2 separate regions of the Mus musculus genome follow, and region 2 is linked to region 1. A link is a loop called in an ENCODE intact Hi-C map of the cell type or tissue named here. Cell type or tissue: left cerebral cortex. All regions are shown on one strand. Each heading gives the region's core, and the rest is flanking DNA. Links, peaks and the distances in the headings are about the cores only.

What was found. A loop is a pair of places that touch in the nucleus more often than their neighbours do. Peaks named below come from ENCODE experiments on the same cell type or tissue, not always from the same donor. Only the 100,000 strongest peaks of a DNase experiment are listed, where the experiment ranks them.
Region 2: a loop joins it to region 1, with 4 times the contacts of the local background. A loop is called at or near these places in 3 of 42 quality-filtered maps.

Annotation. Positions count from the first base shown.
Region 1 is chr16:51,371,999-51,377,737 of GRCm38, forward strand. No RefSeq gene overlaps it. Among named protein-coding and RNA genes, the nearest start is that of Gm32431, 320 kb to the left of the region's middle. In left cerebral cortex, for the core only: no CTCF peak of the experiment used is centred there; no DNase peak of the experiment used is centred there.
Region 2 is chr16:51,117,250-51,122,988 of GRCm38, forward strand. No RefSeq gene overlaps it. Among named protein-coding and RNA genes, the nearest start is that of Gm32431, 69 kb to the left of the region's middle. In left cerebral cortex, for the core only: no CTCF peak of the experiment used is centred there; a DNase peak (open chromatin) is centred at 2,790.

The DNA.
Region 1 (5,739 bases), core at 552-5,551:
TCAGTAAAATTCACTTTTAAAATGACCATGTGAACTATTTCTCATGCTGTTAGCAATCCTTAGTTGTCTGTAGTTCTTTGTCTAGGGTAGAGGTCTCATAAACTTTGCCCCTTCCATTTTAGCATGTCTAGTGATTTTGCCTTTGTTCATGATTTGTTTAGACAGTTAAAATAAAAAAAAATTAACAGGACATACTGAGAGTAATCTATACCACAAAAACCTGTTATTTAGGAAAGTGTATTCAGTATGGAAACCTGAATCAAGGAAGATAATGGATATGTAGACAACAAAGTATTAAACATTTTGCCATCTCATCTTGATTATCTCATTTTATTTTCATTATCTCAGAGAGGTGCAGCAGGAAGATAATGCATTTCTACAGGGTTTGTATCTATTAAAATATACAATTCATCTCTACAGGGGGCAAAAAAAAAGAAACATTTTATCACAGAAATGGACTCAGCAGTGTTTAACAGCATCTGACAGCTGTTTTTCTGAGTCTAACACTAGGTTTCCCAATTAATTTGCACAAAAACACCCCAGAGTTCGCAGAGACCAAACCATCAACCAAAGAGTACACATGAAGGGAGCCATGGCTCCAGATACATATGTAGCAGAGGATGGCTTTTTCAGACATCAGTGGGAGAGGAGGCCCTTGGTCCTAGGGAGGTTTGATGTTACAGTGTACAGGGATGCTATAGCAGTAAGGAAGAAGTGGGTGAGTGGACACAGAAACACTCTGATGCAGGCAAAGGGAGTGGCAGGAGTCTCAGGCAGGAGAAAAGGGATGCGATGGGGGTTGTGGTAACCAGGAAGGAAGCTATCATTTGAAATATAAACTAATAAAATTATTAATAATAGAAAAAGGAAAAAAGAAAAGCAAGAACCAATAGTAATAATAATAAAATGATACTATTTTACTAAACATTTATGAAATATAAAAAGAAAGCCATCTCCTGATAGGTTCATTTTGAGTAATGCAGGAAATAAGCCATTAAGAATGAAACCCCAAAGTTTCTGCAAGGCAAAAGACACCGTCAATAAGACAAAAAGACCACCAACAGATTGGGAAAGGATCTTTACCTATCCTAAATCAGATAGGGGACTAATATCCAACATATATAAAGAACTCAAGGAGGTAGACTTCAGAAAATCAAATAACCCCATTAAAAAATGGGGCTCAGAACTGAACAAAGAATTCTCACCTGAGGAATACCGAATGGCAGAGAAGCACCTGAAAAAATGTTCAACATCCTTAATCATCAGGGAAATGCAAATCAAAACAACCCTGAGATTCCACCTCACACCAGTCAGAATGGCTAAGATCAAAAATTCAGGTGACAGCAGATGCTGGCGTGGATGTGGAGAAAGAGGAACACTCCTCCATTGTTGGTGGGAGTGAAGGCTTGTACAACCACTCTGGAAATCAGTCTGGTGGTTCCTCAGAAAAATGGACATAGTACTACCGGAGGATCCAGCAATACCTCTCCTGGGCATATATCCAGAAGATGCCCCAACTGGCAAGAAGGACACATGCTCCACTATGTTCATAGCAGCCTTATTTATAATAGCCAGAAGCTGGAAAGAACCCAGATGCCCCTCAACAGAGGAATGGATACAGAAAATGTGGTACATCTACACAATGGAGTACTACTCAGCTATTAAAAAGAATGGATTTATGAAATTCCTAGGCAAATGGATGGACCTGGAGGGCATCATCCTGAGTGAGGTAACACATTCACAAAGGAACTCACACAATATGTACTCACTGATAAGTGGATATTAGCCCAAAACCTAGGATACCCAAGATATAAGATACAATTTCCTAAACACATGAAACTCAAGAAAAATGAAGACTGAAGTGTGGACACTATGCCCCTCCTTAGAAGCGGGAACAAAATACCCTTGGAAGGAGTTACAGAGACAAAGTTTGGAGCTGAGATGAAAGGATGGTCCATGTAGAGACTTCCATATCCAGGGATCCACCCCATAACCAGCATCCAAACGCTGACACCATTGCATACACTAGCGAGATTTTATCGAAAGGACCCAGATATAGCTGTCTCTTGTGAGACTATGCCAGGGCCTAGCAAACACAGAAGTGGATGCTCACAGTCAGCTAATGGATGGATCACAGGGCTCCCAATGGAGGAGCTAGAGAAAGTACCCAAGGAGCTAAAGGGATCTGCAACCCTATAGGTGGAACAACATTATGAACTAACCAGTACCCCGGAGCTCTTGACTCTAGCTGCATATATATCAAAAGATGGCCTAGTCGGCCATCACTGGAAAGAGAGGCCCATTGGACATGCAATCTTTATATGCCCCAGTACAGGGGAACGCCAGGGCCAAAAAGGGGGAGTGGGTGGGTAGGGGATTGGGGGTGGGTGGGTATGGGCGACTTTTGGTATAGCATTGGAAATGTAAACGAGCTAAATACCTAATAAAAAATGGAAAAAAAAAAAGAATGTTGGACACAGCCATTGGTCCACTCATTGGAAATGTGGTCCACAATGAATATGGTTTCATTCATGTTGTATATTTTCACCTGTCATCTTGTCTCTTGCTTCTTATTTGTTCTATCCTTTCTTTATTTCTATTGTTTTCCCCTTTCAGGTGAATTCAATATTTTTTATTTTTCATTATATACCTTATTATTTTACTATATTAATGAATTTTTTGTTTTTTGTTGTTGTTATTGTTTTCATTATATACCTTATTATTTTACTATATTAATGAATTTTTTGTTTTTTGTTGTTGTTATTGTTGTTTTTTTTTTTTTTTTTGAGACAGAATTTCTCTGTATAGTCCTGGCTGTCCTGGAACTCACTTTGTAGATCAGGCTGGCCTCTGCCTCCCAAATGCTGGGATTAAAGGATTAATTAATTTTTAAAATTCAATAATAAATATCTTCCATTAATTGTCAGCTTTTTATGATTATGTATCAACTCAATTACAGAATAAAGACTTTACAAAATATATTTATTTATAGAACCCTCCTGTTAAGCAATTATATACTGCCACCAAATGTTCTAGTTTTTGCAACAAATTCTCTATTATATTTATTTTTGCTTTTAACAGTTACCTTTTACAGTCCCTTCAATGTGAAGTGATTTTTCTTTGTGTTTACCCAGTTATTTTCAGTAGTATCCATTCCTTTGTGTAGATCCTGACACCCATTTTTTTTTTTTGTAATTTCGTGAACATAAGGACTTTGTGTAACACTCCTTGTAGAAATTATTGGTGTGCAGTGTCCAGTAAGTGTTTCTCCAGTTAACTCATGAGAGATCCACAGAGTAAACATCTTGAACATGGTTTCATTCTGTAGGAATCCTAAATTGGTACAACTTGGCTCCATGTTCCTTCTAACCTCTCATTTTAAACTGTTTCTGATCAGAAATCTATTTATCCTTTTGAGTTCTCACTGTATTTGATTCTTTTTATCTCCATTTTTATAAGGCTTTCGTTACAGGTAATGTAGAGAAAGTTAACTTTGAGGGACATTGGTGTAATTATTTTTCATGTGTCTTTGGTTTTGACTGTACTTGATTTTCTTAGATATGTAGATTTGTCCTTTAAAGTTTAGGAAATGTTGAGCTATTGGTAGTTTCTCGGGTCCTCTTTCTCTCTCCTCTTCATGGATTCTACCTGTGCAAATGTTAGGTTTATAGTTCCCACATAGCTCATAGTACCTAAATCACTTATTTGCCTCTGATTTTTATCCTTTCTTTATTTCACTTTGCACAGTTCTGATTATCCATATCCTTTATTTCTCTAACTCTTATATCCTGAGATATATAAACTGCCAGTACTCTTTGATCATTGTTATTGCCATCACAAATATTAAAGTTTTGACATCTACAATTTTCATATTGGTTTTGCCTAGTCTTTTCTCTGCTGGTTTCTAGTCAATTTCATTCTGACAATGTATAGTGGACAATTTCTAGCTTTAATTCTTACATTTGACAATTATGTGTAGTTTCAACTTTATGATCCTTATTGAGGATCTTATTTGAATGTTTTCTCTACTTGGCGACTTCTGGCTGGGTGACAATTATTAGTTTTACCTTCTTGATGAGACTTTTGAACTCATAAACAGACTGTCCAGACAGATGTCTTATAATTTTCATCTGGTACTTTAGCAAGATTTTATTCTTCTTTTAAGACTATTTGAGGAACATAAAACTCATATTTATTGTAAGAGTGAATATTTTGATGGTCAACTCTTCTGAACAGCACACTAAACACTAGGTGATCGTGAGATTCTCTTGTTTGTCTAGAGATAGCAGCTGCGGTTTACCAGACCTCTCATTATGGAGACTGTTCCTTCAAAATGTTTTGGTTGTTGTTTGATGAACCTCAGCTATTTTCTTTCAAACAGGGACTGAGCTGTGCTGATCACCATTTATGTGGGATTGTCACAATTCACTGCAGTTTTTTATCTATAATTCTTTATCCTTCATTATTGTTATATGAACTCTAAATATATTGTTTACTTCAGGATTCCAGCTCCATTTTTTCAACTTAGGCAATCCTGAGCACTGTCTGTGTCTGAACATATGCCAAATCTGGCAAACCTTTCAATAAGTGGAAATACTTGTAAGACTCAAACATGTGTCAGCAGATTCAAGGTCCATATATATGCTGCTTGATTTTCAATGTCTTAGATCACTGTTTCACACGTTAGATATAAAATTGTGTAATGTAGCTATATATGCATATATAATTATTTCAGGTACAAATGCCGCTCAATCAGTGTAAGCAGAAATGCTCACATGTCTTCTTTTATAATAACAGCTTCCACTATAAAATCCCACTGCTTCTGTCTTGAATTGCTTTAAAACCTTCTGTATTAACTATTTTACTTTCTCAAGGAGAGGAAATTATTTTCTTTTAGTGAATATAATAGAAAACTCAGTTTTCCACTTTCATTTGGAGTAATGGTATCATTTCAGCATATCCTATAAGTCTTTCAGTAAAATTAGTATAGCTAATTTAAGCACAATTCTCTAGATAAAACAAAAATAGATCATCAACAATCAAAGCAATTTTACAAAATTTCCAAAGTCCAGCTTAGCCTATAATTTTCTAGTCCTCTATCTGCGCCTCTTGAATTCAGGATAACGATGCACATAAAGAACTCACTCAAACTGTAAATGTTAAAACTATTTTCTTAAATGTGTGTGTGTGTGTGTGTGTGTTAAAGAATAGGAAATGAAGCTGAAAGAGTGACATTTTGAGAGGAATTTAAAGAAAAAGTGGAAAGTAATAAACTCTGAGTTTCACCCCCACTTAGTTCCATTCATAAGGCTAGAAGGTTGTATACATGCTACCAGAAAAGTGTCTTTCACAAATGTCACTTAGCTACAACACTGTGAGATATAATAGTGACTTGCTTGCAAGATATAACTACTGCTCATAATGGGTAAAACATTACAGAAATAACCAACCACGTTTATGTTTGTTGGATTCATAGTCCACTATATACCTGACACTATTAATGAAGCCAAGGACCTGAGATTGGTAAAGTCATGAGCCCTAGGGTTAAACCTACTACTGTTGTTCTACTAGATGAACATAGCAGTAAAATGATCACTAATGACATTGGTATACTCATCCCTTATCATGGAAGGTTTTTTATTTCTTTTTTCTTTTTTTTTTTCTTTTGGTATTTTTGAGACAGGGTTTCTCTGTATAGCCCTGGCTGTCCCGGAACTCACTTTGTAGACCAGGCTGGTC
Region 2 (5,739 bases), core at 226-5,225, 260 kb before region 1:
TGTGAGTATACTTTACACATTTTTTATCCTAGGGTATAGAAAAAAAGTCAGTGGGAACATGGACAGAAATAACTTTTCCAAAGGCACTAAGGCACACACACAAGTGTGCGCACGTGTGTGTGTTTGTGTCTGTGTGTGTGTGAGTGTGTGTGTGTGAATGCTTTGTGGGTTTTTTGTGATGAGAAAACTAAGCTTCGAAGGTTGTACCTATATGAAGTAGACCTCTGAATAGCACACTAAGCCATTTCCGACTCTTTAATCTCCTTCTATTATTCCATCAAATGTTTCCATGCTATGGGTTATTTGTAGCCTCCCAGATATATAGATTCCAACTTCCTCTTATTTCTTTTGATTTCATTCACGTCATGCTTCTAAGTACAGAGAGAATTTCTGCATCAAATCCATTGTTTTAGCGCAGTGAATTCCATTGATCAATATTCTTTAAGGGTGTACAAGCTTACCTTTAATTCTGTGTTTATAATCAGCTACCCTGGTTTGCTTGTCACACACTCACATCTCTGGCCGCTATGTGCTGCACTAGAATCCTTAGCACTAACTCGCTCTACAAATGAACGTGTAAAATAAGGAAGAGATTTGGGAGTTGCTTTCTGATCCAAATTCAAACCCTTGGCTTGGGCGAGGACACAGTGGGGCTTTGTTAGAACGGCTGCAGAGGATTTGATTGAAGACTCTAAAGGGTTTGTGCATTCCTTCAGCAGAGGCAGGTCTGTGGAATTCAGAGCAATACCCCCGAGAAGCATTAAGCAACAAGTCATGATTTCTCACTTCCCTGTCTCATTTGTGTGAGGAGGTAGTTTTCCTTCCGTGAGAGAGGGTAAAAATGAGGTCATTAGTTTCTGTTTTCACTCTCCTTCAGTACTGAGCCAAGCTCAGGTCTCAAGTGATGTTTTCAGAGTTTCTCTGACTGACAGATAAAGAAATGAGCCCCTTATGAGCAAGAGAAGGGTCGGGATTAACCCATTAACAGCCAGAGTTGCAGAAAAACAGATTTCCAAGTTAACCCATCATTCAGAAGCAGATTTTTTTTTTTTTTGGTTTGTCCCTGTCAAAATCAGAGACTAAGATGCTTTTATGAATTATACATCTTTTTCTTTTATTGAATTTTATTTATTTTGTGGGTGTGTGATATGCATGTGACTTGTGCATATTCACATTCACGGAGGAGTGACTGTTTTTGTGTGCTTGTGCATTCATCTGTGTGTACATGCTTACGGAGGGGCCCTGATGTTAATGTTGGATGTCCTTCTCAATTGTTTTCTGTTTTTCTGTTGAGGCAGGGTTTCTGGCTGGACCCAGAGCTCACTGATCCCAACTAATCTATCAAGCCAGCTTGCCCTGGAGATGCATTATCTCTGCCTCCCATGTGCTGGATAACAGGCAACTGCCACGGCTGTGTGGTTTTCCCATGGTATCTGGGGATCTGATGTCTGCTCTTTATGAAAACACCTTATCCAGTAAGTCATCTTTCCAGTCCACAGGACTCATAATATGGAGCTAATCTAGAACATAGTCGTTTGTATACAGCTACAACTTTGGCTTTTTAATCACTAGTAGAAGAGTATTCAAATCACTTTTTAAACAGATTAGAATTCTATACATATATGCAGTTAATTTGATCATATCTACCCCCACTCTCCCCCTATTACCAATTCCCCCTCCCTACACAGCCCCACCTTCATGCCTTCTTCTTATCCTTTCCCTTAATGATTAAGTAAAATTTAAAACCACCACTATTTTTTCAGAATACACACAATTTTAGAATTTAAAAAAAAAAAACCCTACAAACTAGCTGTGTCTAATCATTACTTTTTTCCTTTAAAACAATTTTTATTTCAATGATTTTCTGCTTCAGATCAAAGCTATTTTTGTAGGGAAAAAATAGGCTATTTGTGGTCTGCGATTTGAGGGGCACTCACCAGGTCCATCTTCCCAAGCACAATTTCTGTTTATAGTGAGAACTTCTGCAATTTTCTCTTTAGATGTCCATTTCTTTAAGCATCCAGAGGGTATGAGACAGAATTTGAGGCAACAGCATCCTTCTTTCAGCAATCTTCAGGGATTCTTTAATTTCCACTCAGTTAGGGATCATTGGGTATATTCGGTCTCTTTTGTGAAGCACTACATGAGATTCCTTTGTCTCCATGTCAAGCTGTTAGCTACTTTTTTTGCCAGAGAATGAGGACATTATTGATAAGAAAGAATTTAAGAGAAATATAGTAAAAGATAATGTAAAGGGAGATAAAGAGCTTGAAATGGCTTTTAAATTGCAGAAAAACTGATGACATCATCGGAGGCAAGGTTTTATATGAAGACATCTCTTAGGTTAGATTGAGAAGGTGGGGTAACATAGTGACAGTTACAACTAATGTCATCCCCATCCCAGGCCAGGAAGATTTCAGCTGGACATGCCCATGCTCTGCGAGGCTTAATGCCCTCTCTTCCTGGCTGGGCCCTTCTAAATATAACTATTTTCTGGGTCTAAGGTGACACACCATCTCAGATGCTGTGACACCTCTTCTTAAGTATGCTGTTTTGACTTAGAACTTACTGGTCTACTTCCTTGTGTCTGTTTTCCTACCTTGGACAGGTGTGTTCTCTAAGCTCCAGTACAATGCATTTCTGTATTGTTAGAAGTAGTCTGACTGTGTCTGTTGAGAGTAGGAAGGATGCTGGAAATATGTACCCCAGTGATTCTGCAGGTTCTCAGATGGCTTGGAAAACTGCAGTCTAATCTGTCCTCTGCTTCTTTCTGTTGCTATGGCTTAGGCAGCCTCGTTCTGGGTTTTCTACCATCTGTCAGCAAATTCAAGTAGAAAAGATCTATGATATGTGAATGGTAATGGAAAAAGCTAGATTTTACAGTTTCAAAACCAGGCAGTCCTCTTACAGGTGCATATGACAGAAAGGGAGGAAGGAGGCCATGCCTACAGATAGGAGTAATAGAGAAATCAGTATTTAAAAGAAATAGTAGTAGTGAGAAAGGATTTGCTGTGAAATGAAGAGTGTTGAATCTTGCTACTAGAAAGTGAGTGTGTGTGGGGGGGAAGGAGAGATAGTTGCTGTATTATTCACTTGCATAACTAAACTATACTCCTTGAATTTATTGCATAAAATATTATATATGTATAGTGTGTGTGTGTGTGTGTGTTTGTATGAATGAGAATTTTACTTTTTGGTAGGGGATAGTATGTTCTTATAATATATATTTCTACTTTTCAATATAAGACTGGTAATATTATTTCACCTAATGTTGGTGACTCAGGATAGCTAGTTGTCTTGAAAATTAGCTTGTAGCCTTATGAACACATCTACATATTTTTTTTAATTAGGTACTTTCTTCATTCAAATCTCCAGTGCTATCCCAAAAACCCCCCACCCCCTACCCCGGCCACTACCCCCCCCCCACACACACACCCACTTCCCGGCCCTGGCGTTCCCCTGTACTGAGGCATATAAAGTCTGCATGACCAATGGGCCTCTCTTTCCACTGATGGCCAACCAGACCATCCTCTGATACATATGCAGCTAGAGGCACGAGCTCCTGGGGACACTGGTTAGTTCATATTGTTGTTCCACCTATAGGGTTGCAGATCACCTCAGCTCCTTGGTTACTCTCTCTAGCTCCTCCATTGGGGGCCCTGTGATCCATCCAATAGCTGACTATGAGCATTCACTTCTGAGTTTGCCAAGCCCCAGCATAGTCTCACAAGAAACAGCTATATCAGGGTCCGTTCAGCAAAATCTTGCTAGTGTATGCAATGGTGTCAGCATTTGGAGGCTGATTATGGGATGGATCCCCAAATATGGCAGTCTCTAGATACTCCACCCCTTCGTCTCAGCTCCAAACTTTGTCTCTGCAACTCCCTCCATGGGTGTTCCGCTCCCAATTCTAAGAAGGAGCAAAGCATCCACACCCTGGTCTTCTTTCCTCCTGAGACTCATGTGCTTCGCAAATTGTATCTTATATCTTGGGTATTCTAAGTTTCTGGGCTAATATCCACTTATCAGTGAGTATATATCATTTGAGTTCTTTTATGATTGGGTTACCTGACTCAGGATGATGCCCATGTCCATCCATTTGCCTAGGAATTTCATAAATTCATTCTTTTTAATAGCTGAGTAGTACTGCGTTGTTAAATATACCACATTTTCTGTATTCATTTCTCTGTTGAGGGGCATCTGGGTTCTTTCCAGCTTCTGGCTATTATAAATAAGGCTGCTATGAACATGGTGGAACATGTGTCCTTCTTACCAGTTGGAACATCTTCTGGATATATGCCCAGGAGAGATGTTGCTGGACCCTCCAATAGTACTATGTCCAATTTTCTAAGGAACTGCCAGACTGATTTCCAGAGTGGTTGTACAAGCTTGCAATCCCACCAACAAGGGAGGAGTGTTCCTCTTTCTCCACATCCTCGCCAGCATCTGCTGTCACCTGAATTTTTGATCTTAGCCATTCTGACTCCTGTGAGGTGGAATCTCAGGGTTGTTTTGATTTGCATTTCCCTGATGATTAAGGATGTTGAACATTTTTTCAGGAGCTTCTCAGCCATTTAGTATTCCTCAGGTAAGAATTCTTTGTTTTGCTCTGAACTTCATTTTTTAAATGGGGTTATTTGATTTTCTGGAGTCCACCTTCTTGAGTTCTTTATATATATTGCATATTAGTCCCCTATCTGATTTAGGATAGGTAAAGATCCTTGCCATTGCTGTTCTATTCAGGAATATTTTCCTGTGCCCATATCTTTGAGGCTTTTCCCCACTTTCTCCTCTATAAGTGTCACTGTATCTTGTTTTATGTGGAGTTCCTTGATCCACTTAGATTTAACTTTAGTACAAGGAGATAGGAATGGATCAATTCACATTCTTCTGCATGAAAACCACCAGTTGTGCCAGCACCATTTGTTGAAAATACTGTCTTTTTTCCACTGGATGGTTTTTGCTCCCTTGTCAAAGATCAAGTGACCATAGGTGTGTGGGTTCATTTCTGGGTCTTAAATTATATTCCATTAATCTACCTGTCAGTCATTCAACCAGTATCATGCCGTTTTTATCACAATTGCTCTGTAGTACAGCTTTAGGTCAGGCATGATGATTCTACCAGAGGTTCTTTTATCCTTGAGAAGAGTTTTTGCTACCCTAGGTTTTTTGTTATTCCAGATAAATTTGCAGATTGCCCTTTCTAATTCATTGACGAATTGAGTTGGAATTTTGATGGGGATTGCATTGAATCTGTAGATTGCTTTTGACAAGATAGCAATTTTTACTATATTGAATTCTTTTAAACAACTGTGAAAATAATCTTTCTAAATAGATTTAAATATAATTAAATCATAATATAATTATACTATATATTAAATTATTAAATGTATATTAAATTAGTATAGACAGTTGTATCACAGTTGTTTAAAAGAATTCAATTTTCAGAAATAAAGGATCTTAAAGTATCAAGGTTTAAGAATTAAAAAGTAGACAGGAAATATGGGTGTATCCATGAGCATGGGAGAACTTTCCATCTTCTGAGATCTTCTTTAATTTCTTTATTCAGACACTTGAAGTTCTTATCATATAGATCTTTCATTTCCTTAGTTAGAGTCACACCAAGGTATTTAATATTATTTGTGAGTATTGTGAAGGGTGTTGTTTCCCTAAATTATTTCTCAGCCTGCTTATCCTTTGTGTAGAGAAAGACCATTGACTTTTTTGAGCTATACTTCA